Linked DNA regions of Homo sapiens: region 1 is linked to region 2. A link is an interaction called in ENCODE POLR2A ChIA-PET data of the cell type or tissue named here. Cell type or tissue: OCI-LY7. All regions are shown on one strand. Each heading gives the region's core, and the rest is flanking DNA. Links, peaks and the distances in the headings are about the cores only. Region 1 overlaps PACS2 (phosphofurin acidic cluster sorting protein 2). Region 2 has its middle 12 kb from the start of NUDT14.

What was found. ChIA-PET counts read pairs that join two places held together with the same protein. Peaks named below come from ENCODE experiments on the same cell type or tissue, not always from the same donor. Only the 100,000 strongest peaks of a DNase experiment are listed, where the experiment ranks them.
Region 1: POLR2A ChIA-PET joins it to region 2 with 6 read pairs; 3 of 35 experiments call an interaction of 5 or more read pairs at or near these places.

The regions. Positions count from the first base shown.
Region 1 is chr14:105,363,339-105,378,085 of GRCh38, forward strand. It overlaps PACS2 (phosphofurin acidic cluster sorting protein 2), which reads left to right. Exons shown (of 25, transcript NM_001100913.3): 5 at 3,875-4,037; 6 at 4,736-4,809; 7 at 5,121-5,201; 8 at 6,503-6,562; 9 at 13,430-13,587. It also overlaps the pseudogene RPS20P33. Among named protein-coding and RNA genes, the nearest start is that of TEX22, 28 kb to the right of the region's middle. RefSeq lists silencers at 1,039-1,228, 7,582-7,785 and an enhancer at 7,764-7,833. In OCI-LY7, for the core only: a CTCF peak has its summit at 7,652 (motif pointing right); a DNase peak (open chromatin) is centred at 7,653.
Region 2 is chr14:105,186,406-105,201,152 of GRCh38, forward strand. No RefSeq gene overlaps it. Among named protein-coding and RNA genes, the nearest start is that of NUDT14, 12 kb to the left of the region's middle. RefSeq lists enhancers at 5,565-6,346, 9,475-10,256, 10,257-11,038. In OCI-LY7, for the core only: no CTCF peak of the experiment used is centred there; a DNase peak (open chromatin) is centred at 7,706; H3K4me3 peaks cover 713 bases.

The sequences.
Region 1 (14,747 bases), core at 4,151-12,150, 180 kb after region 2:
AAAATCTGTTGTTTAGTGTTAGCCACCTTCGTCAAGATCTGAACTAGACCTTCTAGAGAACTCGCTGCAGCTTCTCCGTCAGCACTTGCCGCTTCACCTTGCATTTCTGTTATGGAGACGGCTGCTTTACTAAAACCTCATGAACCAACTTCTGCCAGCTCCAAACTTCTTCTGCAGCCTCCTCGCCTCTCTCAGCCTTCACAGAGGTGAAGGGAGTCAGGGCCTTGCTCCGGATGAGGCTTTGGCTTAAAGGAGTGTTGTCTGGTTCAATCTTCATCCCGGCCACTCACTCTCTCCACACCGTCACTGAGGCTGCTCTGCTGATTCTCCTTCCTGTGTTCGCTGGAGCAGCGATTTTCCTTTCCCTCAGGAGCTTTCTCTTTGCATTCACTGCTTGGTGATTTAGTATAAGGGGCCTCGCCCTCACCCTGTCTCGGCTCTGACGTGCCTTCTTCACTAAACTCAGTCATTTCTAGGTTCTCATTGAAAGAGATGTGCAACCCCTCCTTTCACTTGAACACTTAGGGGCCCGTAGAGTTAGTAATTGGCCTAATTTCCATATTATTGTGTCTCGGAAGAGAGAGGCCACAGGAGAGACAGACATGGGAATGGCCGGTGGGCTGAGCAGTCAGACGCACACACCTACTGATTAAGTTCACTGTCTTACATGGGTGATGTTCGTGGTGCCCCAGAGCAGTTGTGATAGTCACACCGTAGCTCACTGATCACAGATCACCATACAGATATAATAATAGTGAAGAAGTTTGAAATATTGGGAGAATTACCAAAATGTGACACAGACACCAAGTGAACACGTGCTGTTGGAAAAGTGGCGCTGATAGACTTGCTTGATGCAGGGTTGCCAAAAGCCTTCACTGTAAAAAACAGAAGATCAGCAAAGTGCAGCAGAGCAGAGTGAGGGCTGCAGCCCGGGTGCGCGGTGGGCGGCGGCCTGCGGGTGTGGTGGGCGTCCCGGGTGCGCGGTGGGCGGCGGCCCGGGGGTGTGGTGGGCGGTGTCCCGGGTGCACGGTGGGCGTCCCGGGTGCGCGGTGGGCGGTGTCCCGGGTGCGCGGTGGGCGGTGTCCCGGGTGCGCGGTGGGCGGCGTCCCGGGTGCGCGGTGGGCGGCGTCCCGGGTGCGCGGTGGGTGGCGGCCCGGGTGCGCGGTGGGCGGTGGCCTGGGTGCGCGGTGGGCGGCACCATCCAGGCTTGCTGCGATGTTGGCAAGAGGACGAGGTCTCCTCACCATGCATGTCTCAGAACATACCTCTGTCGTTACGTGGTGCATGACTGTTTTTGTAAAATTTTTATTGTAGTATTTGTACAATTAAGTGTGACATCCTGAGCAATTTTCTTTTCTTTTTTTTTTTTTTTTTTTGAGACGGGGTCTTACTTTGCCACCCAGGCTGGAGTGCAGTGGTGTGATCTTGGCTCACTGCAGCCTCAAGCCCCTGGGCCCAAGCAGTCCTCCCACCTCAGTCCTCAAGTAGCTGGGACTACAGGTGCGCACCACCATGCCCAGCTAATTTTTTATACTTTTTGTAGAGATAAGAGTTTCGCCATGTTGCCCAGGCTGGTCTCAAACTCCTGAGCTCAAGCCATCCACCTGCCTCAACCTCCCAAAGTGTTAGGATTACAGGCGTGAACCATTATGCCCGGCCTCAATTTTCCTAGTCACTAAAATCTATTTGAAAATGGAAGAGGGAGGAGCCTGTCAGGGTCAGGGGTGGAGGGAGCTGGGCCCTGGGGCCACCCTCCCTGGTGAGGCAGCTCCAGCCCTTTGCTGAGGATTGCAGAGCATCCACAGAGCATCTGCTGGACTAACCCGGGAGGGTGGTCTCAGGGTCAGCAGGGGCAGGAGTGGGAATGGCCACAGTCCAGGACAGTGACCTGCCGGCCAGCATCACCCCAGGGGAGTGCCCAGCTCAGGGGTGGCTGGCCCCTTGGCAGGAGGACGCACGCCCCAAGGAGCACTGTCAGGAGGAGAGGAACATGCAGCCTGGAGTGTCGGGGCCTGGGACTTCCAGGGCCTGCAGATATCAAAATAGTGTTCACATATAGGTCGACCACAGGCTGAGTGGAGCGGGGGCTAATCAACAACCCGCCCCTGGCCCGCTGCGGGCCCAGCAGAGCATTCCCACTACAGCCAGCTCCAGGGATCCCGGCAAAAGCATCTTTGATAAGAGGCCCCATTCCTTCCTGCCCTCCCACCTGAAGGAGGAAGCGAGCAGGGTTTTCTTAGGAGAAAAAGGGCCCAGACCCCTCTGAGCCCCGTGGAGGTTGGTATGAGCAGGTGCAGCACCACCTGAGCCCCACCTTGATTCCTCCGGGACCCCAGCCCGGCAGCCCCCTCCCCTCTGAGCTCATTTTACTGGGATCCCCAGCAAGGGCTCAGCATTTCTGACCGAGGGCTTCTGAGCTTCCAGGTTCTCACCCCTGTGTGACACTGAGACCCTGCCACATCAGATGCCACTCTGAGAAGGCGACTCAGGGTGCTGGGGGCCTGGACAACAGCAGCCTCCAAGTACGTGAAGCTGCGTGTGCCCCGGCGAGTTGTGGGCACGAGGGCGTCAGCAGTGGGTGCGAGTGTTGGCAGAAGCTGCCAGCTGCCCTTCGTCATTTTCTGAAATGAAGATGAGGGCAAATGTAAACTTTTAAACATTTTTTTACCTTGATTAATTGAAGAATTAGCAGCCCAAATCAGGACCCCACAATCAAAATAAATCTGGTCGGCTGGGCGTGGTGGCTCACGCCTGTAATCCCAGCACTTTGGGAGGCCGAGGCAGGCAGATCATTTGAGGTCAGGAGTTTGAGACCATCCTGGCCAACATGGTGAAACTGTTTCTACTAAAAATACAAAACTTAGCTGGGCGTGCTGGCAGATGCCTGTAATCCCAGGTACTTGGGAAGCTGAGGCAGGAGAATCACTTGAACCCAGGAGGCGGAGGTTGCAGTGAGCCAAGATCGCACCATTGCACACCAGCCTGGGCCACAGAATGAGACTCCGTCTCAAAAAAGTAATAAATAAATAAATCTGGTCTATAAAATCCTAACATCTGGATGTGAACCGATAGCCCCAAAAGGCGGCTTCTAGAGCACAGCTGGCCCCAAGGCTGTGAGTGTCTGAGAGTTGTCGTCATGGCGTGTGGTTCTGAGGCTGGCGTGGGGCACGGCGGGGCTGTGCCTGGGTACAGGTCGTGGCTGCAGGAGGGGCCGGGGCTTGTTCTGCAGCTCCGTGGTTTGAGTGCCTCACAACAGAGGAGCTGGACCTGGCCTGTGAGCCAGGCCTGGTGGGTGTCTCCTGCTGCTGGAGATTCCGGCCTGGCTGAGAGTGCTGGGCTCCTCCTTGGTCCCCCACAGACACTGGTCCCTGGGCATTGGCTCCTGTGGGTTGGGCAGCCGGCTTCACACACTGCTTTGCTGCTGCTGAGCTCTTGGGTGGGTGGAGGGTGGAGGCAGGGTTGGAGCAGGGGGCCAGGATCTTCCTGGGTGGCACTGCATGGACAGCAGTCGTGCCTGAGATCAGGAGGGCCGCGGACACCCCTGTCTGTCCATCTCAGTCCCTCGTGACTGTGCCTGGCACTGGCCTCTCCAGCACAGCCCAGTGCCCTCTGCTTATGGCCCGTTCGTGAAAGCTCCCACGTGTTCCTCTCGTCTGTCCGCCTGGCTCCTGTGTCCTCCTCTCGTATCTGTCCCCTCTCCCCAGTGGCCACGTTTCCTGTCCACTGGATGCTCCCTGCCCTGTGGCTGCCCTGCTGAGGGTCCCCCTTGCTGTCACTGAGAGAGAAAGCCCTTCAGAAACCCCAGCCCACACATCAGGGCACCGGGGCTCCTTCCCGTCGTGCTGCTTTCTAGAACCGTGCCCCTGGCCTGCAGGTGATGCAACACCCGTCTGAAGGTGGCCAGGTGCTGAGCCTCTGCAGCAGCATCAAGGAGGCCCCCGTCAAGGCGGCCGAGATCTGGATCGCCTCCCTGTCCAGCCAGCCCATTGACCACGAAGACAGCACCATGCAGGCCGGCCCCAAGGCCAAGTCCACGGGTGAGTGTGGTGCCAGCCCGCTCCTGCCCCTGCTGTGGGGAGGCCCTGCCTTCCAGCCATGGCACATCGGGTGGCAGAAACTGTCCAGCCTGGCTTAAGGAGTTGGGGGTCCGGAGCACGTGTCAGTTGCTCTCCTGTCTGGAAGCCACAGCAGAGGTGCGCGCTGTTGTAGGGTCCGGGCTGCCACAGGTCCCTGTTCTGCCCCCGTGGCTGCAGCTCCTTGGTCAAGAGGCCTGAGTCCTGAGTGTCCTCAAAAAGGAGGTGTGGGGTCGCACTGTGATGCCCTTGCTGGTCTGGGTGCAGGGCCCGCCATGGGCAGGTGCCACAGCTGCCGCCACCCCAGTGGGGTCACCAGGGCCTCCCCTACTCCTCAGGCGGGGGAGACCCAGTCGGTGCAAATCCAGGCTGAAATGCCAGCTGGCAGGAGGGGCCGTGGAGGCCGGAGCAGTTCATGTGGCCCCCTTTGCCCTCCCTGCCCCTCCCCACTTCCTGCCAACCCCGACCTGGACCGTTGCCAGTGGACTTGGGGGACTCGGGGGCTCGGGGCCACGGCACCTGTGTCTGGAGCCCCTCTGTCCTGCATGGATCCACCTCCTCGCTGCCCCCACTCTGTGTCCAGGGAAGCCTGGGGGTGGTCACTGCCTGGTTTCCCGGGTGGAATCTCACGGCACCCTCCCTTCTGTCTGTTCATTCCGCAGATAACTACTCCGAGGAGGAGTATGAGAGCTTCTCCTCCGAGCAGGAGGCCAGTGACGACGCCGTGCAGGGGCAGGTGACCTGGGGCCGGGGCTCCGCGCCCTCTCCTGGCTCACACCGGGTGTCCTGGGGTCTGTGGGGTCCTCACCAGCTGTCACCAGGGCCTCGTGAGGGTGGGTGAGCCACGGGCCTGGCCCCTGGTTGGCCGCCCATCTCTCGTCTCCCGACCCCAGGGGCCCGAGTTTATGCTCAGGTGGCTCTGAGAGTCTTGGGACACAGGTGGGCTCTCAGTGCCGGGCCTCTCCCATCGCCCACGCTGAGGCTGGCAGGGTCCTGCCAGCACTATGCAGGCTGCCGTGGCCTCAGCCACTGCATATGTCTCTGCAGGACTTGGACGAGGACGACTTTGACGTGGGGAAGCCGAAGAAGCAGCGGAGATCGATTGTAAGAACGACGTCCATGACCAGGGTTGGTGGAGACTGCTTCTATGAATGCTGGGGAAGGCGAGGGTCGGGGAGGACGCTGGGAGCCTGGGCGTGGGGGGGACACGGGCGTGGGAAGTGAGATCTCACCCCAGGTCACAGCAGCATGTCCCGTGGCAGACCCCCTGATTGCCAGTCTCCTGCCGGGTGCCACTGTCTCCCCTGCCTCGCCACATCTCCTGGCTTTAGCCTTGTGTGGCCGCTAGGCTCAGTGGGCCCTGAGCAAGGCTGGGAGGCTGCCTCGCTGCCAGGCTCACTCCATGTGCAGAAACTCCGGGAGGCCATCCTCCCTTTTGTCCCGTCAGGTGCCCACATACACCTGAGTGGGCTGGTTCCCCCATTTTTGTTTGGGATCTGGCCTACCTACCTCCACGGTCCCCAGGAGCTTGGCAGGGCTGTTCAGCATTTTTTCCCTGAGGAAAGCTCAGGCAGCTCTTTCCTCAGAGGCCGTGTCCGGCACTGGCACAGAGGGTCCACCGCCTGGCGCCTGGACACCCCAAGGACAGGCACGGTTCCAGGGAGGCCAGCGCAGGTGGGCGGGGAGCTCTGTGCCTGGTGCTGACAAGGGACATGGGCACAGCCCAGCCCGGACACCGCCGCCTCCTCTGGCAGCATTCAAGGGGGCGCTGTGGGCAGACGGTGCCAGGGACGGGCAAGCTGCTCCCAAAGTGGTGAAGCTGTGTCTTGCTGGCCTGGAGAGCAGCCCCCGCTGTGCAGAACACCAGCTTGAGCCTCCATTCCAGGGCCCCCTTGGGCCCAACTGTTGTGAAGGGAGGGCGTGGGCTGCCTTTGTAGGGTTGGTCCCCGAGAGGGTGGCTGAGGGTCCCGCTCACCCAGTGGCTGGAGCCGAGGTTCTGCAGTCCAGGGTGGCACGAGGCACCCACGGGGCTCAGGCTCTTGGAGCACGCCCCACCCCACACTCGCCCACCTGCCCACCCCACGTGGGTGCCCAGCACCTTCCTTCTGGGGTCGGCCAGGGCCTTTCCTGGGAGGGGGTGCTGAGGGAAGGGCCCCGTGAGCCTGGGAAGGGCTGCAGAGGCTTCTGGAAGAACCATGGAGTCCGCACACGCCTCCCCGGGTCCCCCTTGGCCAGGAATGGAACTGTCAGACCTCAGGCCTGTTGGGAAGCCTCTGGGAGCCACGAGCGAATCCATCAGCGTGGCTGGTGCTGAGGCCTTGCTGCTCTCCCACGGCGGGCCTGGGTGCGGCCTGGGCCTGAGGAAGGGGCTCCAGCGGCGGGTCTGCAGCTCTGGCGGCGGCTCTGACTCTGCACCGCCTGTCTTGCAGCAACAGAACTTCAAGCAGAAAGTGGTAGCGCTGCTGCGGAGGTTCAAAGTGTCCGACGAGGTGAGTGCGCCGCGCCTTCTGCTCGCGGCCCCCACGCCTGCAACAGCACCTGGTCGGGAGGAGGCCTCTGGGGTCTGTCTCCGGGCCACCTCTGGTTCTGCCGCTCACCGTCTGCACGGCCCCGCCAGCATCGCACAGTCTGCGAGGCGCAGTGACAGTGGCACTGCCTCCCGGGCTCCAGGTCACCCGCTGGGTCTCTGCTGAAGTAGAAGTCGTGAATACCCTGGAAGTCGGAAAGTCATTTTCAGGGGGATGTAACCATTAGTTTGTGTGTTTTTTTTTTTATAAATAGACTTTAGTTTTTAGAGCAGTTTTAGGTTTACAGCAAAATTGAGCAGAAAGTTCAGAGTTCCCATGGACCCCTCCCCACCTGACAGCCCCCCACTATTGACATGGGCCCCCCCTCCCCACCTGACAGCCCCCCACTACTGACATTCCATGGATTTTTAATGTTCATCTTTTAGCTTTTCTCTAATCTCTGAATTTTCTACAATGAGCTTGTATAATTTTCATACCGAAAAGAAAAACATGGCTGGGCTCAGTGGCTCATGCCTGTAATCCCAGCACTTTGGGAGGCCAAGGCAGGCAGATCACTTGGGCCCAGGAGTTTGAGACCAGCCTGGGCAACATAGTGAAACCCCATCTCTACAATAAAATACAAAAATTAGCTGTGGGTGGTGGTGTGCACCTGTAGTCCCAGCTACTTGGGAGGAAACCTAGTAGGCCAAGGCTGCAGTGAGTGGAGATTGAGCCACTGCACTTCAGCCTGGGCAACAGAGCGAGACCCTGTCTCAAAAGAAAAAACTTCAAATCTCGGCTCACTGCAACCTCTGCCTCCCAGGTTCAACAGGGTTTCACCCTGTTGGCCAGGCTGGTCTTGAACTCCTGGCCTCAAGTGATCTGCCTGCCTCTGCCTCCCAAAGTGGTGGGATTACAGGCGTGAGCCACCGCGCCCAGCCTTTGTTGTTTCTTTAACGTCAGAAGAAAAACGTGCCTGGGTTCAGGACCTGAAGTGGAGAGGTGGCGTTTAAGCGTCTCAGCCTTGAAGCAGGGTTGTCACCCGTCGGCCTGAGAGCACACTGCCTGTAGATGGCGCTGTGTCCTAACATACTCGGGATGCATCCAGCTCAGCCCCTGGGGCACACACTCAGCGAGGCTGTCAGGTCCATGTGCCGAAACAGGTGCTTTGTGGCCCGGTGGGGCAGGCAGCATTTCTGGGAACAGCGTAACATCACCAACTGGCCGCAGAGGAAGGGCAGCTCCGCCACTGGGATGGTCATCGGGCCCCTGTGTCTTTTGGTTTGCATCTTGGATTGGAACATTCCCAAGTGCAGCTGAAGATGGGACTTAGCCAAGTCGGCTCCCTGGCCTGGGGCTTCCTTGAGCCCTGCTGAGCGCCTGTGGGTTCAGGGGTGGGTGTTCTTGGTTGAATCTTGACCGTGGGGTTCTGCACTCACCTGGGCAACTGAACTGAGTCCCAGAATGCATTTCACTTACACAGATTATGGTTCTGAGACTCACAACCCAAACTGTGAAAAGATGGGCCAACGTCACAGACGCTGTTCAGGGAGAGGACATCGTTTTCATAGGGATAATTGCACAGCGTTGTGTGAAATTCATGCAGGTCAACACAGTACTTTAATGGAGTGATGGGATCTCTTTCCGTATTTTCCACCCATCACTCCCTTTCCTGAAAAGACCAGACCATCTCCGCCACAGCTCTGAACCTGTGTCTTGGCCACTAGGAGTGCCACACCTGGCACTGCCCCCTGCCCAGGACTTCACAGCAACCCTCAGGGGGCAGGAGATGCACAGTGAGACGAGGTCACCGCCTGGATTACAGCCATCTGAGATTGTTCATGCTGCTATAACAAAATACTTTAGACTGGGAAATTAATAAACAACCAAAGTGTATTTCTCGCAGTTCCGGAGGCTGTGAGTCCAAGATCAAGGTGCCAGTAGACTCGGTGTCTTGAGGGCCCGTTTCCCATAGAGGGCACCTTCTGTGTGTTGTGTGGTGAGAGGGCCTGACAAGCTCCCTCAAGCCTCCCTCATCAGGGCCCTGAGCCTATTCAGCGGGCAGAGCTCTCGGGCCCTAACCACCTGTTAGAGGCCCCACTTCCTAATTCTAGCACCTTGGTGGTCAGGTTTCAGTGTAGGAATTTTGGGGGTACAAACGTTCACAGCCCCCAGGCTGACCACAGAGCACTGGCATCCAGGCTGCCCTGTGCCCAGGTGCCACACAGTGGGTCTGGTGAGGAGGAGAGCAGGGCTCTGCTTGGGACCCATCCTGTGAGGAGGAACCAGAGTGAAGTCTGTTCCTTACAGCCCTCAGCTTCAGCTCACAGCGAAAGCGTCCGCTGAGGGCTGCCTTCTGAATTTTTCATTGTAAAAGGTGGCACACCTGGATAGTCAGTTGATTTTCAACAAGGGTGCCAAGTTCATTGGAGAAAATATCTTTTCGCAAAAAAACTGAGGCTTGACAATGCACACCATGTGCAGAATTCAGCTTGACTGGATCATATTCCTAAATGTAAAAGCCTAAAATTTAAATTACCTAGATTCTAAGCCTTAAAAAATATGAACTTAAATCCTGCACTAATGCCACTGAACTGTACACCTAAAAATAGATAAAATGGTAAATATTATGTTTTATATATTTTTAACACAATAAAAAAAGTAGAAATTTGCTTTCTGAAAGGTACTGTTAAAAGAATGAAAAGATGGCCAGGTGCGGTGGCTCACGCCTGTAATCCCAGCACTTTGGGAGGCCGAGGCAGTACGAGGTCAGGAGATCGAGACCATCCTGGCTAACATGGTGAAACCCCATCTCTACTAAAAATACAAAAAAATTAGCTGGGCGTGGTGGCAGGCGACTGTAGTCCCAGCTACTTGGGAGGCAGAGGCAGGAGAATGATGTGAAACCAGGAGGCAGAGCTTGCAGTAAGCCAAGATGGGGCCACTGCACTCCAGCCTGGGTGACAGAGCGAGACTCCGTCTCAAAAAAAAAAGAAAAAAGCCACAGGTTGACAGAAAATATTTGCAAATAACATACCTGGTAAAGATTTGTATCCAATAGATATATTAAAAACTTTCAAAACCCAATAAGAAAAGCAACCTGATTTTTAAAATGAGTAAGACTCATACAGTGAAACTATGAAACATTTTTTAAAGAAAGAAGATATAAATAAGTGGAAAGATGTCATATGTTCATGAATTGGAAAACTTAGTCTTGTTAAGGTGGCAATAATCCCTAAATTGATGTACAAATTCAACAAATTCAAGTGCGTATCAGATTCCCAGCTGTGTTTTTGTAGAAATTGACCAGCTAAAATTTATGTGTAAATGCCAGAGACTCAGGGCAGACAGAACAGTCTTGAAGAAAGAAGACTTATACTTCCCAATTTCAAAATGTACTACAAAACCACAGTAGTAATCCTGACCATGTGGGGCTGGCCCAGGGACAGGCATGGAGATCAGTGGAATGGAGGTGATAGTCCAGAAGTGAACCCTTCCATTTATGGGCAAGTGATGGTCAACAAAGATGTCAAGATATCCATGGGGGAAGAATAGTCTTCAACAAAGGTGCTAGGACCACTGGATATCCACATGCAAAAGAAGGAATTACAGCCAGCTGTGGTGGCACATGCCTGTAACCCCAGCACTCTGGGAGGCTGAGGCAGGCAGATTGCATAAGTCCACATAGTGAAATCGCATCTCTACTAAAAATACAAAAAATTGGCCGGGCATGGTGGTATGCACCTGTAATCCCAGCTACTCGGAAGGCTGAGGTGGGAGAATCACCTGAGCCCAGGAGGTGGAAGCTGCAGTGAGCTGAGATCATGCCATTGCACTCCACCTGGGCAACCAGAGTGAGACCCTGTCTCAAAAAAAAAAAAGGAATTTGGACCCCTACCTCACACCATATTCAAGAATTAACTAAATGGATCAGCTGGGTGCGGTGGCTCACGCCTGTAATCCCAGCACTTTGGGATTAGTGGCCGAGGCTTGAGGCTCAAGTGACCCGGATCACTTGAGGTCAGGAGATCGAAACCAGCCTGGCTAACATAGTGAAATCCCGTCTCTACTAAAAATACAAAAACAATTAGCCAGGCATCGTGGCGGGTGCCTGTAGTCCCTGCTACCTGGGAGGCTGAAGTGGAAGAAACACTTGAACCTGGGAGGCAGAGGTTGCAGTGAGCCAACATTGCATCATTGCACTCCAGCCTGGGCGACACAGCGAGACTCTGTCTCAAAAAAAAAAAAAAAAACTTGAAATGGATCAAATATCTCCATCTGTGAGCTAAGATTATAAAGCTCTTAGAAGAAAATGGGCCAATCTTATGACCTTGGGTTAGGCAGGGGTTTCTTAGATGTGACATCAAAAGCATAAGCAACAAAAGGTAAGTTTTTCTGGACCACAGCAACATTTTACAGTTTTGTGCACCAAATAGTGCCATCAAGAAAACCGAACAGTAGAACAGAAGAATGTTTTTTGCAAATCATATATGTGATAAGGGGCTTGAATCCAGAACACATAAAGAATGCTTATAACTGAAAAATAAAGACACAGACAGTCTAGTTAAAAGCTGAACTGTCCATTGCTTTGAGAACGATGCAGCCTCAGGTGCCACGGAGCTGGGGCCCGCCCACTCCTGCCCTGACTCGCTGCTGTCCACTTGTACTGAGAAGTCGACCAGGAAGCCGCCTCGTGGCCACGGCTTTTAAAGACACCGGGAGGACACCTCTGGAGCCCGTGGAGTGATTCCTTGAATTAGAATTACCCTGACCAGCTGCAATGTAAAATCCCTGGAGGTGTGTGCTGGCTTATGAGGGGCACGGAGAAAAACAATCTCAAAGTGAAAGAACCAGTTCTGATGCCTGCCAAGTCTTTGAGAATCACTAAGAGAAACACACCTTGTGGTGAAGGTTCTCAGACACAGGATCACTTCCAGACGAGAATCCATAAGCAGCTCGTGGACCTGCCTGGTCCATCCTGGATTGTGAGGCTGATTGCTCTGTTGGAATTGAGCTGCGAGCCGCGGTTGACATCACCATTGCAGATGCTTAAGCCAAGTGTTTTAATAAAGTGATTATCACTTGTCAGAACCAGGCACAGTGGCTCACACCTGTAATCCCAGCACTTTGGGGGCTGACGTGGGAGGATCACTTGAGCCCAGGAGGTCGAGGCTGCAGTGAACTATGATTGTGCCACTGCGCTCTACCCTGGGCAACAAAGCAAGACCCTTTCTCAAAGACAAAGAACAGTGAATTGTCCAATTAAAAAATGGGCAGGGGGCTGGGTGTGGTCGCTCACACCTGTAATCCCAGAACTTTGGGAGGCCGAGGCGGGTGGATTACAAGGTCAAGAGATCAAGACCATCCTGGCTAACACGGTGAAACCCCATCTCTACTAAAAATACAAAAAGTAGCCGGGCGTGGTGATGGGCGCCTGTAGTCCCAGCTACTCAGGAGGCTGAGGCCGGAGAATGGCGTGAACCCGGGAGGCGGAGCTTGCAGTGAGCCGAGATCGTGCCACTGCACTCCAGCCTGGGCAACAGACAGTGCGAGACTCCATCTCAAAAAAAAAAAAAAAAAAAAAATAGGGATCTTTCTAAATAGATTTCTTCAAAGACACACAAGTAGCCAATAAGTACACGATCATCATGATCATTATCACTGGTCATTAGGGAAATGTAAACCAAACCACAATGAGACACTACTTGATCCCCACTAGGATGGCTGGAACAAATGAAATGCAACAGGGTGAGGTGTAACAGCAGGAACCCACACCCTGCTGGGGGAATGTAAGGTGGTGTGGCAGCCACAGGAAGCAGTTGCCAGACACCCAGCACCCCTGTTCTTCAGTGTTGACTTCAGGGAGGTGAACACACACATGCATGGACCCACTCAGACGTTCACAGCAGCTTCATCTGTGATGGTCATAATGCCCGTCAGCTGGTGATCTGTTAGACTGGGGTCCACCCACTCAGTGGCGCACTGCAGAACCATCAGAGGAAGTGAATAAAGGAAAGAGGTTTAGTTGACTCACAGTTCAGCATGGCTGGGGAGGCCTCAGGAAGCTGCCAATCATGGCAGAAGGGGAAGCAGGCACCTTCTTTATGGGGCAGCAGGTCGGAGTGGGTGCCTGCAGGGGAAATACAAGATGCTTATAAAACCATCAGATCTCTTAAGATGTGCTCATTATCATGAGAACAGCGTGGAGGAAACCACCCCCAGGATCCAGTTACCTCCACTTGTCCTGCCCTTGGCACGTGGGGCTTATGGGGATTACAATTCAAGGTGAGACTTGGGTGGGGACACAGTGGAACATGAAGTGTGCCACGCTGGGTGGATGACGCCCTCCTCCCCCCGCCACCGAGAGCTGCAGGCCACATGATTCCTTTTGGGTAGCACTCGGGAAAGGGCAGAATGTACAGGAACAGAGTGAGATTCGCAGGGCCTGGGGCTGAGGGAGGGGACGCACTAGAGGAAGGCAAAGGGGAGCCTCCTGGGTGTGGGGAGCACTTTCTGTCTTGGTTTTGGTGGTGGCTGCACAGTGGCCCACACCCGTCAGAGCTCACCTGCCTGCACCCAGGCCCTCCGTGCACCCTGGCAGCCCAGATGACTGCACCAGCCCAGGGGAGGTGGAGGAATGCCACACGCACCGGTACCTGGGGACCGGGGGTCCTCGGTGATCATCCCGAGCTCCAAGACAGAAGCTGGACTACAGCCGTGCTGAGTGGAGGGGTTTGGTGGCTGGGTGCCCGCCTCCTATTGCTCCTGCAGACTCTGGGGTCTCGGGCGCCCCCAGTGGGGCAATGTGGGCTGCTGCAGGGAACTCACGCGTGCCTGGCACCCGTGCAGGTCCTGGACTCGGAGCAGGACCCTGCGGAGCACATCCCCGAGGCAGAGGAGGACCTGGACCTCCTGTATGACACCCTGGACATGGAGCACCCCAGCGACAGCGGCCCCGACATGGAGGATGACGACAGCGTCCTCAGCACCCCCAAGCCGAAGCTGCGGTGAGCCCTACAGGGCGGGGCGGGGAGGAACAGCCATTTCAGATGCCCCGGCCACTCTGCGACCACTCTGGCAGACCCATGTCCAGCCCTGGAGACGGGGTGGGCAGGGCCAGCTGCCTCGAAGCCTGGGAAGGCTCTGGTGGCTGGAAGGAGGGGTGTGCGGCTGCCTGGCAGGCCCAGGCTACGGCTGCACTGAGCCAGGCAGCTTTCCTTTCATAGGCCAGGGGGTGCAAGCTCTGGGCTGGGGAGGACCGAGAGGGGTCCCCCAGGGTGCTGGCTGGGCTGGGTGTGGCACCCCGTTGTAGGGGATCCGTCTCTGGGGGATGCCCTGGGAACTGCAGGGGACCTCCGTTCACTCAGGTGGGGAGTAGAGCTCCCATGCTGGGTGCCCCTCCCTGAGGAGGAGGAGGCAGAGGCAGGTGGGGAGGGGGAGGGCAGGTGTCTCTGTGGCTGGATGGGAGGAGGGGCTGGCTGGGGTGGCCTGGCCTGGGCAGGAGGAGAGGATGCAGGGCAGGCAGCTCTGTGCATGGGTCTGGGTATGGAGGCCTCGGTCAGCTGGGGGCAGGAAGGCAAGCACACCAGGCAGAAGGCAGGTGCCAGCCTCTGGGCAGCTGCTGAGGAGCCAGAGGCCCCAGTCAGAGTCAGGAAGCTTGGTAGACCTTTTGCTCTCACACTTTTTTAACCTAAACAACACGAAGAAGGTGGCCTTGCTGCATGTTGGAGGCGCGGCCCCAGTTAGCCCTGCAGCCACGCAGCGGCCTCCCACCTCACCTGCCCCGGCCTGGCAGCCCCAGCCCAACTTGCTGCTCCTTCAGTTGCCAGCAGCCACCATAACAGGTGACCGCGGATGTGGCCACCAGAAACAGCCTCTGTTCCTCCTGTTCTGGAGATTGCCATCCCGAGGCTGTGGCCTCATTCTTGGCCAGGGTCTCGCTGGGCTCGGGTGGAGGTATTGGTGGCTGCCCTGACTGGGGCTCCGAGGTCATGCAGTGCAGGCCCAGCGTGGTGGTTGGTGGAGTTCAGCTCCGTGTGGCTGCGGGATGGGGGTCTGGCTGCCCTGCCGCCTGGTGGCCGTTGGTCATTCTTGCCTTCTGGCAACCGTCCTCGTACCCTGGCCCAGGGTCCCTCCTCCACCTTCGGAACCAGCAAGGCCCAGTGAA
Region 2 (14,747 bases), core at 4,020-12,019:
TGTGTGTGTATGGGGTGTGTGTGTGGGGTATGTGAGTGGGTGTGGGGGTATGTGTGTGGGGGGGTATGTGTGTGAGTGTGGGGGAGTATGTGGGGGGGTGTGTGGGAGTGAATGTGGGGGTATGTGTGTGGGGGGGTGTGTGTGTATGGGGTGTGTGTGTGGGGTATGTGAGTGGGTGTGGGGGTATGTGTGTGGGGGGGTATGTGTGTGAGTGTGGGGGAGTATGTGGGGGGGTGTGTGGGAGTGAATGTGGGGGTATGTGTGTGGGGGGGTGTGTGTGTATGGGGTGTGTGTGTGGGGTATGTGAGTGGGTGTGGGGGTATGTGTGGGTGTGTATAGGGGGTGTGTGGGAGGTGTGTGTGTGGGCTGTGTGTGTGGGGGTATCTTTGTGGGGGGTATGGGGGGTGTGGGGGGTGTGTGTGTGTGAGTGTGGGGGGTATGTGTGTGGGGCGTATGTGTATGGGGGTATGTGTGTGTGAGTGTGGGGGGTATGTGTGTGGGGTGTATGTGTATGGGTGTGTGTGTGAGAGTGTGGGGGTATGTGTGTAGGGGGTATGTGTGTGGGGGTGAGTGTGTGGGTGTGTGTGGGTGTGTATAGGGGGTGTGTGGGAGGTGTGTGTGTGTGTGTGGGTATGTGTGTGGGGGTATGTGTGGGGGGTATGTTTGTGGGGGGGTGGGGGGTATGTGTGTGGGGGGATATGTATATGTGGGGGTGTGTATAGGGGGTGTGTGTGTGGGGGTATGTGTGCGTGTGTGTGAGTGTGGGGGGGTATGTGTGGGGGGTGTGTGTGTGAGTGTGTGTGCAGCCAAGCTTCTGCACTGAGTAGGAATAGGGCGGCTTCACTAAGCAAAGGGGCTGAGCAGGTTGGAGCACCTGCAACCCAGGAGTGCGCTGCAGAAGAGGCTGAGTACACAAAGGCTTCCTCCCAGGCTGAAGGTCCTGCCTTCGTGAGGTGCTTGGCAGGGAGAGCCTGGGAACTGCTGTTTTTTCTGGGCATCTGGAAAAGCCTTTTCTTTTCACCTATGATAGGGAGTTTTGGTGATGATAGGTTGTTTTTTGTTTTTCTTTTTTTGGTGGGGGTGTTGTTTTTGTTTTAGACAGGGTCTCACCCTTGCCCAGGCTGGAGTGCAGCGGTGCAATCTTGATTCACTGCAGCCTGGACCTCCTGTGCTCAAGTGATCCTCCCACCTCAGCCTCCTAAGTAGTGAGGACTACAGGTGTGCGCCCCTATGCCCAGCCAATTTTTTATATTTTTTGTAGAGATGAGGTCTCGCTATGTTGCCCAGGCTGGTCTCAAACTCCTAGGTTCAAGCAGTCCTCCCTCCTTGGCCCCCACAAAGTGCTATCAAGGCGTGAGCCAGTGACCCAGCCTGTTTTGCATGTCCTAAGCTATATTATCTTTTGTCTTGCCTAATCTCACAGTGGGCTCAACCTCACCCTGTCAGCTGAAAGTCTCAAGAGAAGAGAACTGAACAGAGCCTGGGGTCAAGGTGTCTTCAGCCTCCCGGGGACTTCACAGGAGCCATTCAGGGCCATCAGTGGGTGGGGACTAGAGGATTCTAAGGATACCCAGGTCCCCACAGTCAGGGCGTGTGACGAGGCTGGCAGGGGCTGCTCTGCAGTTCTGCTTGTAACCCCCCAGCGCCTCGCCACCGTCTCCCAGGTCCCAGGCATGAGTCAGAGCAGGTGCGGTGGAGAAGCAGCATCCTAGCTGCACCACGGGCGCCACCTGCTGTCACACCCTCTACTCTCAACGGCCAGCTCCCACGTGGGCACAGCTGGCCTCCAGACACCTCCCTTCACAGCCCTCTGAAGGCTCCCTCCCCCTGCTCTGGTGGAGCCCATCCTGCAGCCACTTCCTGCGACAGGGTGCGTGGAAGACACATTTTGAGCACCGTGCCTATCTGAGAATGTCTATTACACTCTCATCCTTGAATGATAGCTGGGCTGGGTATAGAAGTCTAGGCTAGGGCCAGGCGTGGTGGCTCACTCCTGTAATCCCAGCACTTTGGGAGGCTGAGGCAGGTGGATCACAAGAGACCAGGAGTTTGAGACCAGCCTGGCCAACATGGTGAAACCCTGTCTCTAATAAAAATATGAAACACTAGCCAGACATGGTGGTGCATGCCACCCAGCGACTCGGGATGCTGAGGCAGGAGAATCACTTCAGCCTAGGAGGTGGAGGCTACAGTGAACTGAGATCACGCCACTGCACTCCAGCCTGGGCGACAGAGCAAGACTCCATCTCAAAAAAAAAAGAAGTCTAGGCTGGAAGTCACTTTCCTCCAGCATTTTGCAGGCATTGCTTCATCGTCTGTCTGTCTCCAGGGGCTGCTTCCACTTCTCAGGCCATTCTGAGGCCCGTTTGAAGACGTAACATGTGTCCATGTGGAGAATGTTCTGTTTGCCCTGTTCGCGGTGTTTTCCACATTGTCGCGTCTTGGCTTGGGGATGCTTGAGCTGGCAGTTTCTGAAAGACGAGTTAGAGATAAAACTGAAATAGGAGGCGACATCTAGGATCGACTTCAAAATAATCACGTCGGGAGAGGGAAAGGAGACGGCAGAACTGGCCCCACGCTGAAGACCACTGAGGCCTTCTCAAAAAAAAAAAAAGGGGGGGGCATAGTGTAGAGAGGTGGTGTGGGAACCGGAGCCGGCCCAGAATGGTGGTGGGGCACGTCACTCACTCCTGTGGCTTCTGCCGCCGAGTGTGGTAGAAACTATGAGAGCGGGGGTGGTCCGCACACTGTGTCTGCCACAGGCCCGTAATGAGCCGTGGCCGGATCCAGGATGTAACCCAACAGCAGATCCAAGAAGAGTTCAACATGAAGGAAACAGGAGAGCCAGAGATATTCCCCAGGTTTTCTGGCCCAAGCACCTGGGAGGTGGGCCCACCTGGAGCAAGGGCAGATGTGGTTTGTTTGTTGTGGAGCTGGGTGGAGTGCGAGGCGTCCTTGGGAAACTGGGTATTCACATGCAAAAGGAGGAAGCTGGATCTTCACCAACCACCCTAATCACCCTAACTCGGGCCAGGTGTGGTGGTACACGTCTGTAGTCCCAGCACCCTGGCAGACCAAGGTAGAGGCTGCAGTGAGCAGCGATCATGCCACTGCACTCCAGCCTGAGCCACAGAACGAGACCTTGTCTCTAAAAAAAAAATAGATTAACTCAAAATGGATGAAAGACCTAAATACAAGAGCTACATCCATAAAACTCTGAGAAGAAACAGAGGAAAAGCTCCAACACATTCCGTTTGATAGTGGCTTTTTTGGGTATGACACCAAAGGTACAGGCAACAAGATAATAAATAGACAAATTGGGCTTTATGAAAATTTAAAACTTGTACCTAAAACAGCTGAAGTCCATCGATGGAGAAATGGATAAGCAAAGTGTGATATATACATACAGCGGAATATTACTTAGCTTTAAAAAGGAAGGAGATTCTGACTCATGGGTGACCCTTGATGACATTATGCTGAGTGAAATACACCAGTCCCAAAAAAGACAGATCCTGCCCAAGTCCACTTATAGGAGATCCTAGAGGAGTCGAAGGTATAAAGACAGAAAGTGGGGTGGTGGCGCCAGGGGCTGGGGAGCATGGACGGGGGCACTGGTGTTGAATGGGAACCGCTTCAGTTTTGGACAATGAAGGGCTCTGGAAATGATAGTGGCAAAAGTTGTGCGCCATCAATGTTCCTTCACAATCCTGAGCTGTTTACTTAGAAATGGTCAAGATGGCCGGGCACGGTGGCTCACACCTGTAATCTCAGCACTTTGGGAAGCTGAGGCAGGCAGATTGCTTGAGCTCAGGATTTCGAGATCAGCCTAGGCAAAATAGCGAGACCCTGTCTCTACAAAAAATTAGCTGGACGTGGTGGTGCACCTGTGGTCCCATCTACTTGGGAGGCTGAGGTGGGAGGATCTCTTGAGCCTAGGAGGTCGAGGCTGCAGTGAGCTATGATGTACTCCAGCCTGGGTGACAGAGCAAGACCCATCTTAACCCCCCCACCAAAAAAAAAAAAGATGGTAAATGTTGTTATTGCATGTTTTAACACAATATAAAACACACAAGCACTGTTGGCCATGGTTGACTCTGGTAGGGAATGCACTGTTCACTGCATACTTTTAGGTGCTATTTAAATTTTACCATGGCATGTATTACTCTTTCAATTTAAAAAACTTTTAAAAAGTGGTTACCATGGTACATTTTACATTGTGTATCTTTTACTACGATGAAAACAAATTGGAAAACTTTGTGAAGTGTCACTGGCTATGTACACGAAAGCTGGAGCGTGTGAGTCGACCCCTGCAGGTGGGGAGGGCCCTGAATCAGTGCTCCAGGGGCCTCCCTGGGTGAGAAGGGCTGGGGAGCCCATAGGAAAGGTGGAAGGTCCCCCAGGCAGAACCCGGGAGCAGCAGCAGAGGTCGCTGAGCAATGGGGAGGGGGTTGCTGAGCGATGGGGAGGGGGACACTGAGCAATGTGGAGGGGGACACTGAGCGATGGGGAGGGGGTCGCTGAGTGATGGGGAGGGGGTCGCTGAGCGATGGGGAGGGGGACAAACGTGCCTTTGAGCCCCAGGGCCTGTTGTCAGATGCCTCGATGCCTTGGGCCCCACCCTCCTGCTGGAGCTGTGAGCCCTTCCTGCTCGAGCTGTTCATCTTTAACCTAGGGAAATTCTGACTTTGTATTTTCAAAGAGTCCTCCTCCAGCGACCTGTTCTCCCTGGGGTGAACAGGAGGATGCCCACACCTCCCCAGGCTCCAAGACCCTGCCCCCACCACTGTGTGTTCTGGGGAAACCCCACCACCACCCGTGTCCAGCTCTGGCCCCTTCCCCGGGGCACCTCTGAGCCTCTGGGTGGTTCTTCCTGGGCCTCTGCCCTGCCCCGGCCCCTCTGTGCATGCCTAGTCCACCTCTTCTTGCTGGCATAGGTGGGCACTTTGCTTCTTTCTCTTCCAGGGCTGCGCACCTGCCATGCCAGCCGCCTCCCCCTGAGACCCATCTCCCCCGGGAACAGACCCACAAGGTGGGAGGTGATAGCACCCGCCGACGGCACACAGGCCCTCTGAGACCCGCAGAGCCGAAAGTGCCTGAGGGGCTGGGCCCAGGTCCTCTTTGCCCGCGGCGTGTTCCAAGCCTGTGGACAGTTCTCACTTAGTCCTGTCTCCTCTGTTGGTCTGTTTTGCTCCCGACCGTGGTTCCAGGACTACGAAGGCAACAGAGGGGCGTCACGTGTTCTGGGTGTGCCCCGACACCCCATGGGGCCCCTGGGACACCAGGGCAGCCTGGCGCAAGAGAGGGTCCCCGTCATGGGATGGGGCGGGTGGGGCTGGGTGGTGGGTACTTGGGGCAGGGCCTGCGGGTGCTCCCTAGACCACCCTCACTGGGCAGTGCCTTCCGGAGAGTGCAGGGGCGGGCCCAGCAGCAGCAGGAGGTGTCCACCATGGGCTTCAGATGCAGCCACAGGCTTGGAGGCCAGAGCTCATAAATGACGAGGCTCTGGCCTGGGCCGCGGAGTCTGGCCCAAGGAGAAGACACAAGTCACTTTCTCTCCCTCAGCCCAATTCCCAGCCCCCCATGGAGCTGGGAGAACAGGGGTGGCTTCTTCCTCCTCCACCTCGGCTCCCGAGTGCTGCTTCTCCTGGGACTTCCGACATGGCTCCCTCGTCCATCCCCATCTGGCATTGCCCTTAGGATGTGGGAGGGGTGCCCGCTGCCCCAGACCTTTGCAGACGATGCCCTGGTTCTCTGGGTAGCACATCAGCCCATAAAGCATTCTCCACGCTGACCCCACACACCCCCCGCAGGACCCTCAGACCCCACGCTGACCCCACACACCCCCGCAGGACCCTCGGTCTCCACGCTGACCCCACACACCCCCGCAGGACCCTCGGTCTCCACGCTGACCCCACACACCCCCGCAGGACCCTCGGTCTCCACGCTGACCCCACACACCCCCACAGGACCCTCGGTCTCCACGCTGACCCCACACATCCCCGCAGGACTCTCGGGCTCCACGCTGACCCCACACACCCCCGCAGGACCCTCGGTCTCCACGCTGACCCCACACACCCCCGCAGGACCCTCGGTCTCCACGCTGACCCCACACACCCCCGCAGGACCCTCGGTCTCCACGCTGACCCCACACATCCCCGCAGGACTCTCGGGCTCCACGCTGACCCCACACACCCCCGCAGGACCCTCGGTCTGCACGCTGACCCCACACACCCCCGCAGGACCCTCGGTCTCCACGCTGACCCCACACACCCCCGCAGGACCCTCGGGCTCCACGCTGACCCCACACACCCCCGCAGGACCCTCGGTCTCCACGCTGACCCCACACACCCCCGCAGGACCCTCGGTCTCCACGCTGACCCCACACACCCCCGCAGGACCCTCGGTCTGCACGCTGACCCCACACATCCCCGCAGGACTCTCGGGCTCCACCTCCTGCTCGGCCCAGCCGCATTCCCCAACCACGGCAGGGTCTCCCCAAGACAGAGCAGCCAAACAGGCCCACAGCAGGGCTGGGGGCTGCAAGCCTTGCCTGGGGGCAGGGGCTGGGCTGGCCTCACAGTTTTAGGGAACGCCTTATGGTCCCTTCCTGGGAAGAGGAGGGAGGGTGTGGCAAGTCAGAGGAGGACACATCTGCCCTCCTCTCCCCAGCCCACCCTGTACATGGGGACTCCGGAAACCACCGCCAGGCACAGAATAGACCTGCCGCACTCAGGCCCACCCAGCCCCTCCTTCGATAGGCCCCCAGCCCTGCTCCTGCCGGCACCCGCCTTGTGGACGTGTGTCACCTGGGGCTGGCCGCTGGACCGAGGCCCCCATTCCTGGCCCCTAGGCGCCCCTGGGTCTCGAAGGGAAACGGCTCAGCCCAGGGCCCCAGCACCAAGTGAGCCCCAGCCCCCGTTGCAGAGCAAGCCCACCCGGAAAGCGCTAGCCCAGGGAACAATGCCCTTCGTGTGACAGACTTTCCCCTCTGTGAGAGAAAATAGAGTTCAGTAGAATGGCAACTTCCTGCATTTGTGCCTGTGCCTGAAGGGGTGATTCACGCACGGACCTCCCACAAAGACAGCCCCCACACCGCGCCCCAGCCAACACCGCCAGGCCCAGTGTCCCAGAGCCTCCCCGCTCTGCCAGCCCCCCGGGGCCGGGCCAGGGCCCACTGCCCTTCCAGGGAGCCCCTGCCTTCTTCCTAGGCTTCAGCTCCACACCCAGCAGCCAGAACACACGCATCAACACAGCTGGTGTAAATCACGGAGGGCTTCCTGAGGAGCCAGGCACAGGGTGCTTGGGCACTGAGGGGCTGTGGTGAGGGCAGGCTGTGGGTGCCCAGGCAGCAAGGGTGGGGTGGGAGTGGTGGTCATGGAGCCCACAGTGGCTGGGGAGTGGGGGGTGTCCCTGGACATGGGGAGGCCAGGGAGGGCCACTGTACAGGGGCCATGGCTGCAGGTGCCCAGTGCCTGCGGGTCCTGGAAAGCATGTGCTCCTGAGTGAGCCCAGAGCCCATGGGACATCTGACCTGCCAGGGGACAGTCCTTCATGGTAAAGGAAACTTGAGGGCACCCCAACATCTTTCCCTTCTGGAGAAGAGAGGTGGAGGGCAACATCTCAGTGGGAGATCTAAAGAAGGTGCAGGAGGAGTCAGCGGAGGTTCCTGCCAACCGAGGCATAGCTCCTCTGCACCCCGCCCCCAGCTTCCGGGAGAATCCACCCAGCTCCAAATCATTGCTCTGAGGGCCCAGCCGCCGTCAGTCTCTCCCCAGCTCTGTATACAACCTGTGTGTGGTCCCCAAGCCTGAGGAGCTCCTGCTACCACGAGGCAGCCTGGAACCCGCCCCCAGACCACTGCCCTTCCTGGGACCACTTGCCTCCTGGTCTCTCTTGGGCAGAGACCCGGCCAACCACCCTGGGGCCTCTGGTCTTCAAGGTTCTCACCCCCTCCCCTCTTCCTTCCATCCCCCAAGTCTCCCCTTAGGAGTCTCTAGCACACAGAGACTGTGGGACCACCCTGCCCCCGGGGGACACACATGCCCTCCTCTGCCACCAGGTGAAGATGGCTGTGACGAGGCTGTGTGCAGACATCCTGACGCAGGAGCCAGTAGACAATGCCCAGCTGCCCAGCGCTGGCCCCGCATCACACTGGCATCGTGCCCAGGCAGCCCCAGCTCTGAGGCTCCTCCCACCCACCACCCAGCTCTCTTACCTCCATCCTTCCCAGCACCCCTGCGTCAGTCAGGCTCTCCCTGCTGCTGTGCCTCCTCCCCTCTCTATCCTTCACCTGCATTTCCCCAGCTGAATCGCACCTGCATGGGATCCTGGTGTCCTCTTCTCAGAGGACCTGAGCTCACACAGGAGACTCAGATTCAGGGCCCTGTTCCATTTCCTGGGCTGTGTGCCCTCTGGCTCCTTATGCCAAGGGCTGCCTCCCCACTTCTCTGGTTCATAGGCAGCATGGCATGGCTCCCCAGAGTGCCCCGGTTCGTGCCAGGCCCTTCATAAACACGTGCTGCTGCTTGTAGAGTGCCCACTAAGATCTGGCACCTCCTTTCACCTGTGTGAACTCCCCCAGGAGCCTCAGAGGCAGGGAAGACTTGTCCAAGGGACAAGCAGCTGGGCTGGGATGGCCATTGGCTTGCTCTCATCGAGTTCCCGGGAGGAGCTGTAGGTGGGAATGCTGAAAGCCATGTGCACGTGGCCCCCAGGCCCACCGTGCCCGTGAGCTGGAGGGTGGGGGACCTCCTGTCCACCTGGGGCCCACTGTGCCTGTGAGCTGGAGGGTGGGGGACCTCCTCTGCACCTGGGGCCCACTGTGCCTGTAAGCTGGAGGGTGGGGGACCTCCTCTCCACCTGGGGCCCACTGTGCCTGGGAGCTGGAGGGTGGGGGGCCTCCTCTCCACCCGGGGCCCGCTGTACTCATGAGCTGGAGGGTGGGGGGCCTCCTCCCCACCTGGGGCCCACCGTGCCCGTGAGCTGGAGGGTGGGGGGCCTCCTCTCCACCAGGGAAGGCTGCCTCCGCATCTCCCACACTCTCTTGCTGACTTCCCTGGAAGCTCTGTCCAAGGAAGTCCAGAAGGAGGAGGGACAGGCCATGTTTGTCCGTCAGTGGCAACTTCAGGTGATGATGGTGGTGGCGGACATGGGGACAGAAAGAGGCAGTGGTGATGACGGCAGGGACGTCAGCAAGAGGGGGTGAACCACTGGCCCAATCTGTGGGGACACGGCAGCAGTGGGACCTGGCTAGCACCCCCCCCAACCCCACCTGCCGGCTGCCTCTTGCAGCAGGAAATTGATTTCCGGCTTGCCAGACTCTCCTCTCTACGTTCCTGCATCCCCTCCAAGCTGTTCGCATTAAGTTCTGCTGTTTGAAATCCCCGCGGTGGCTTCCGTTTGCTGATTGAGTTGGCCTGAGTCAGGGCCAGGGCTTTGCTGGGAAGGCACCCAGGGGGTCTCGGAAAAAGGAACTGCAGGAGACCCCAGGGCACATGGTGGGAAGTGAGCAGCGGCTGTGGCCATCCTGCTCCAGCTGGTTCAGTGGCCTCGAGTGCCATGGGGAGCTCTGGTGGGCACCGGTGGGCTGTGGCACTGGTGCCAACTCCCCCTCCCACCAGCTCCCAGAGACCCAGCCCCAGCTACGGGTGAGCTTACAACCGATGGCCAGCCAACCAGGGTGCTGTGCTGGGCGAACCTGTGGGGCCTGGTGAATGGGCAGCGTGGAGCACAGGGGAGAGAGGACGAGGGGGTGGAGACGGCCTCAGATGGTCAGGAGCGCCGCAGGGCCCCCGTGAAGGAGGGATGAACCCTGGCCGCATCACTCCCCTCCCAGGCCTCAGCCCCTCTTCCCAGCCCACGGTCCTGGGTGGGCGTCTTCCGCATGGGAGGCCGTGGGCGCTGGGTTTTCACGACCCTGAAACTTGAGCCTGCCCTCGCTCTCTCTGAGCCTGTCATCCAGCAGGGAGCAGAGGAAGGCTGCAGAGCTGGGAGGGGCACCCTCTGTCTCAGGGTCTTCCTCCTCCTTCCTCCACCCGCCCCCAGCGCCGCAGGATCTGGAGGCGGGAGCCCCGCCCTCACAGTGTCCCCCTGGAGGGGACATCCCGCTCCTGCCCCCGCCCTGCAGACCGCACACCGAGCCCCAGCCTCACTCCCCAGCCCCCGGGAGCCCCGAGCCAGGTCTGCCGTCGCCTCTGACCCCAGGCTGGGCCGGCCTCCTCGTCTGGGCCTCGGCTCGGAGGGTTTCCTGCCCGCCCGCTCCTAGCCTGGCAGGAAGCGGACACCTCAGAACAAAGGGACCGGCGGACAATGGCCATTGAATTGGGCCGGGGCGCTCGCGCAGGGACAGGCCGCCAGCTGCCCGCGCTGATAAGACCCTCCCCGCGGCGCCCGGCGCGGGGGCTAATGCCCGGCTCGGCCTTCCCTCCTTCGCGGCCTGGGCCTCGGCAGGTGCGGCCGGGACTCGGGACCGCAGGCCGGGAGTGGGAGGCTCAGCTGCGGCCTCAGGGGGCCGTGCCCGCCCCGCTGGGGACTAAAGAGGAGCCAGCGCCCGGGACCAATCCCAGGAGCGCACCGGGGAGCCACCCTAGCACCTGCCCCCCGACCCTGCCCCGCGGTCTGACCCCCCCTTGGATCTGGCCCCGCCTCTACCTCCCCCGACGAACTGAACCCCCTGGGATCTGGCCCTGCCCCTTGCACCTGACCCTGCCCGGAGATCTGAACCCCTAGGATACGGCGGGTCCCGCAGTCTGGGCCCTCTATGATCTGACCCCGTCCCTGCACCTGACCCCGCCCTGGGGTCTGGGGGTCCGGCCCAAGCCCTGGGCAGGCGGGGTCGGGGTGGGGGGCGAGAGTATGTGGGGGCCAGACTCTACCCAGCTGCCTGAGAGCCTGGCCCTTGTGCACGCCAAGGAAGCCGCGCTTTTAAGAGGGCGTGATGTTTGGTATTTCCCCAAAATGCACCAGACGTCATGACACTGGAGAGCCTCAGGGCTTGGCTGCGTTTCCTTCGCATTGTTTTGGACAGAATGACAGCCAGGGAGGGCTGGCCACGTGGCTGCAGCATCTCCTGGCTTTCTGCAGGGTTCGGTCACTTGCTGTCCCCAGGGGCAGCCTGGGCCTCATGCCTGTGTATGCGGCAAGGGGACATGGGGTGGGGGGGGTCTGCTCCAAGGAACATCCTCCCCAGCTGGGCCTCAGGGCAGGGCCATCGGGAGGGAGAGGCCACATTCCTGCCCACCCCCCACCCCCCTGGACTCTGCAGGACTGTCCGACAGCCTCCGAGTCCTCGAGGGCCATGTTTCCGGAAGACTCTCCTTGAAGACTCTACCTCCTCCCGAGGCCTGGGGCAGCTCTGTGTTGGCAGAGACTGAACCTAGGACCAGTGAAGAGGCGGCTCCCTGTCCCCCATCCCCAGGCCTGAGCACCCAGGGAGATCAGGAGTCAGCGCTGTGCTGGCTCCAGAGGGCTCAGGGGCACCACGTTCCCACTCGAATCTGGGAAGGCTTTGTGTGGGCAGGTGCAGAGCTGTCATTAGGGCAAGGGCCGGGAGGGGTTGGGGTGTCTCAGCGTTTTCCCGCAGCAGCCTGGCACCTGGCTGCCCCAGGATTAGATAATCACACAGGAGGGGTGTGGCACTGGGAGGGGTCAGGGGCTGGGGGCTGAAGGAGGAGCAAGAACTCAAGGTTTGGGGAAACTGAGGCAGCCCCTCTCTTCTGGGCAGGATGAGATAGCCCAGGCCCACTTTGGTCTTGGCAAGCCCCAGACAGACGTCCAGCCCATGGCACTTCTTGCCATCATCTCTACCAGCCACAGACCCCTCCCTCAGCAAGCCACTGGCCAGGACAGGGATGACACAAGGTGAGCAGAGTCAGGACAAAGAGACACTTGCCAGCTGCAGAGGTCCCAGAGCAGGTTCTGGCCCAGCCATGGGGGTGAGGGTGGCAAGGAAGGCTTCTTGGAGGTGGCACTTGGGTTGAGTTTGCCAAGGGAGGAGGTGACAGAGGAAAGGCGTGACAGGCAGGGACAGCGGGGCATAGACCCCAGTCAGGGGAAAGCCGGGTGCTGACAGGGAGGGCAAGGAGTCCCAGGGGCACAGGTGGGGACAGCAGGAGCTGAGGCCATGCTGGACCAGGGACAGGAGCAAGGCTCTGGAGTGGCAACCTGGAGGCGGTGGCAAGCCATGGCAGGGCAGGTGGATAGTGGTGACTGCTTATTTGCTGGGGTCCCCAGGAGTCAGGTCAGGTGGGGGTACCAGGGAGAGGGTGCTGGGGCTGTGACCAGAGCTCTAGGGAAGCTCCCCTATGCAGGTCCTACAGGACCACCTTGGCAGCGGTGGTGCTGAGCATGATCACCCTGGGCCCCTGCTGGTGGGCTGGGGTGGTGACCACAGTATGCCAGAAATGCTGGGGTGCTGCAGGCTGCCTTCTGGCTCAGGGGCTCTGAGCATCGTTGCCCAACCAGGGCCCCGCCATCCAAGGAGCCAGCCCCAGAGTGCCCTACCATGTGCTGTGAGCACCCCCCTCTCCTGGGTACCCCTGAACCCTCTCCGAAGCCTGGTCAAGTGGATACCTGCCTGCCACACCCTCCTCCACCTCACTGGCCTGGCCCTGGTTGTGGCCCTGCTGGGACCACCGTCTCCACTCCACCCTGATCCATAGCCCTTCTGTAGCCTCCTTCCTGTGTGAGCAGAAGCTTCCTGGGTCTCCCTGCACCCACTGGGACAGATCCTGCACGCCCCCGGTGCTCAGCCACGCAGGTCATGGCGTTTGTGCATTCTGTTTTCTGAGCCATCCAGCCCAGGCGGTGGACACCGGCGTCCAGCCCCAGCTCTCAGGCCACAGGAAGTGGGAGGTCCAGCGGCTTCCATTCCTGCCCTCGATCAGCCCTTGCTGCTTCCTGCGGCCAGGCCCCCGCTGGCGCCGGGCGGCCTGGTGAGCAGTGACTCATCCAGAGCCCAGCACCCGAACATCCCACTCCCGGCTCTCAGCAGAGGACCCCGTCCCCACCTCACCCCACCATCTGGCCTGGGCTGCAGGACTGCCACCGCCCAGCACACACCTCCTCCTCAGTGGCCCTGCACCTGCTCCCACCCACCGGCTGGGGGTCCTCCACTATAAAGAGCATGACACCCCAGCCTCAGGGGACTCCAGCCCCCCACTCTCAGAGGCCCTTGCTGTCCCTGGCTGTGGGGCTCTGCCCACCTCTGCCCTGCTCTCCCTACCTCTGCCCTGCTCTCCCTAGAGCCACCAGCCCTGCCGTCACACACCCTCTGTTGCCTGAGTCCTAGGTTGGAAGGCCTACCTACCTCTACACCTGGGACCTTCTGTAGCCCATTTCAGCCGGCCAGCCCCTCCTCTGGGAAGGCTTATGGGCTCCTGAGAGCCCTCTCAGCCCCGCCTCATTGAGGCTGCCTCTCCTGCCTCCACCCCATGGACCTTGTCTTTGAGCTTGGTGTGTCCCCAAGGCAGAACTCACCCTCCAACCCCATCCTATTGCGACCCTCGCCCAACTCGCCTGGAGACACTGCACCGGTCAGGATGAGAATGGAAGTTGGGCCGGAAGTTGGGCCGGGCAGCAGAGAAAGCTCCGAGGAAGCTCCCCTGTGCAGGGTGCCCCGACCCCAAATCCAGGTGGCCACCCCATTTAAGTGACAAAGGAGCTAGCTGCCTCAGTGGACTCCTTCCCTCCCTAGAGGCCTCCTCTCCCATCGGCGAGGCTCCTGCCCTCCTCATGACACTGTCACACACGCCCAATACCTGCAAGAGGGCTGCACCCACACAGGCACTGAGGGCCCCTCAGGCTGCCACCCCACACAGCCCACCCAGCTGTCCCGCAGCGCCTCCTGATGGCCAGGGCCCGAGGGGCCTCCCCCAGCTTGCAGAGCCTGCGAGCATCCTGTGCATGGGTATGTACAGATGCACCTGTCCCCCAGTGGCCATGTGACCACCACACCCCTCCCCTTGGTGGGCTGGGAAATACTGTCTCTGAATAGCAACCTCCCCGGGAGCCAGGCCGGGACACACCAGCCCAAGAGCGTGCCCAGGGCCCTCCAAGGCCACCAGCAGGCTGCTGAGCCCTGATTTTCACCTCCCAGGATCACATCATCCCAGGCTCTTCCAGCCCCAGGCCCTCCACACATTACAGGCCCCTAAATTTGGCCCCACCTGAACCTACTCCTTTCCGCTGTCCCCCTCCCCTAATAACAAATCCCTGCTGAGACCTTCACCAGGGAGCCAGTCTCATCTCCTCCTCCACCCACCTCCCGGCCCCACCCAGGGACACCCCCATCCTCTGGGCCCTTCTCCATCCCCTCCCCAGAGTGCTCCAAAATGGAACTAAGCATGCGCTCTGCTCACAGCCCCACAGCCCACCCTCCAGCAGCTGGCAAGACCACTTCTCCTCTGCCGGCCGGCCGCTGCGCCTCACGCCCTGATTTCCCTGCACAAACTTGTGCCTATGGATCTTGTTGGGGAGGGGGTGGCTCGAAGCGCATCTCCCCTACAAGGACAGGGGCGCTGGCCTGTGGGCAGCACTTCCCGGTTCCCTGCTTCATCCTCGCCGACTCTGCGCACGCACTTGGCTGTCAGGCTTTCTCCACGCTTGCTGAGTGAATCCATGAACAAATGCATGAGAAACACGCATTTTCCAGAACCCCACGTGCAGCTGGAGGGAATGCTCCGGTCAGGGATTTGTGGGAGGGGAAGTCCGAAGGGGTGAGGCCTGGAGGGTGGGCTGTGTGGGGATGG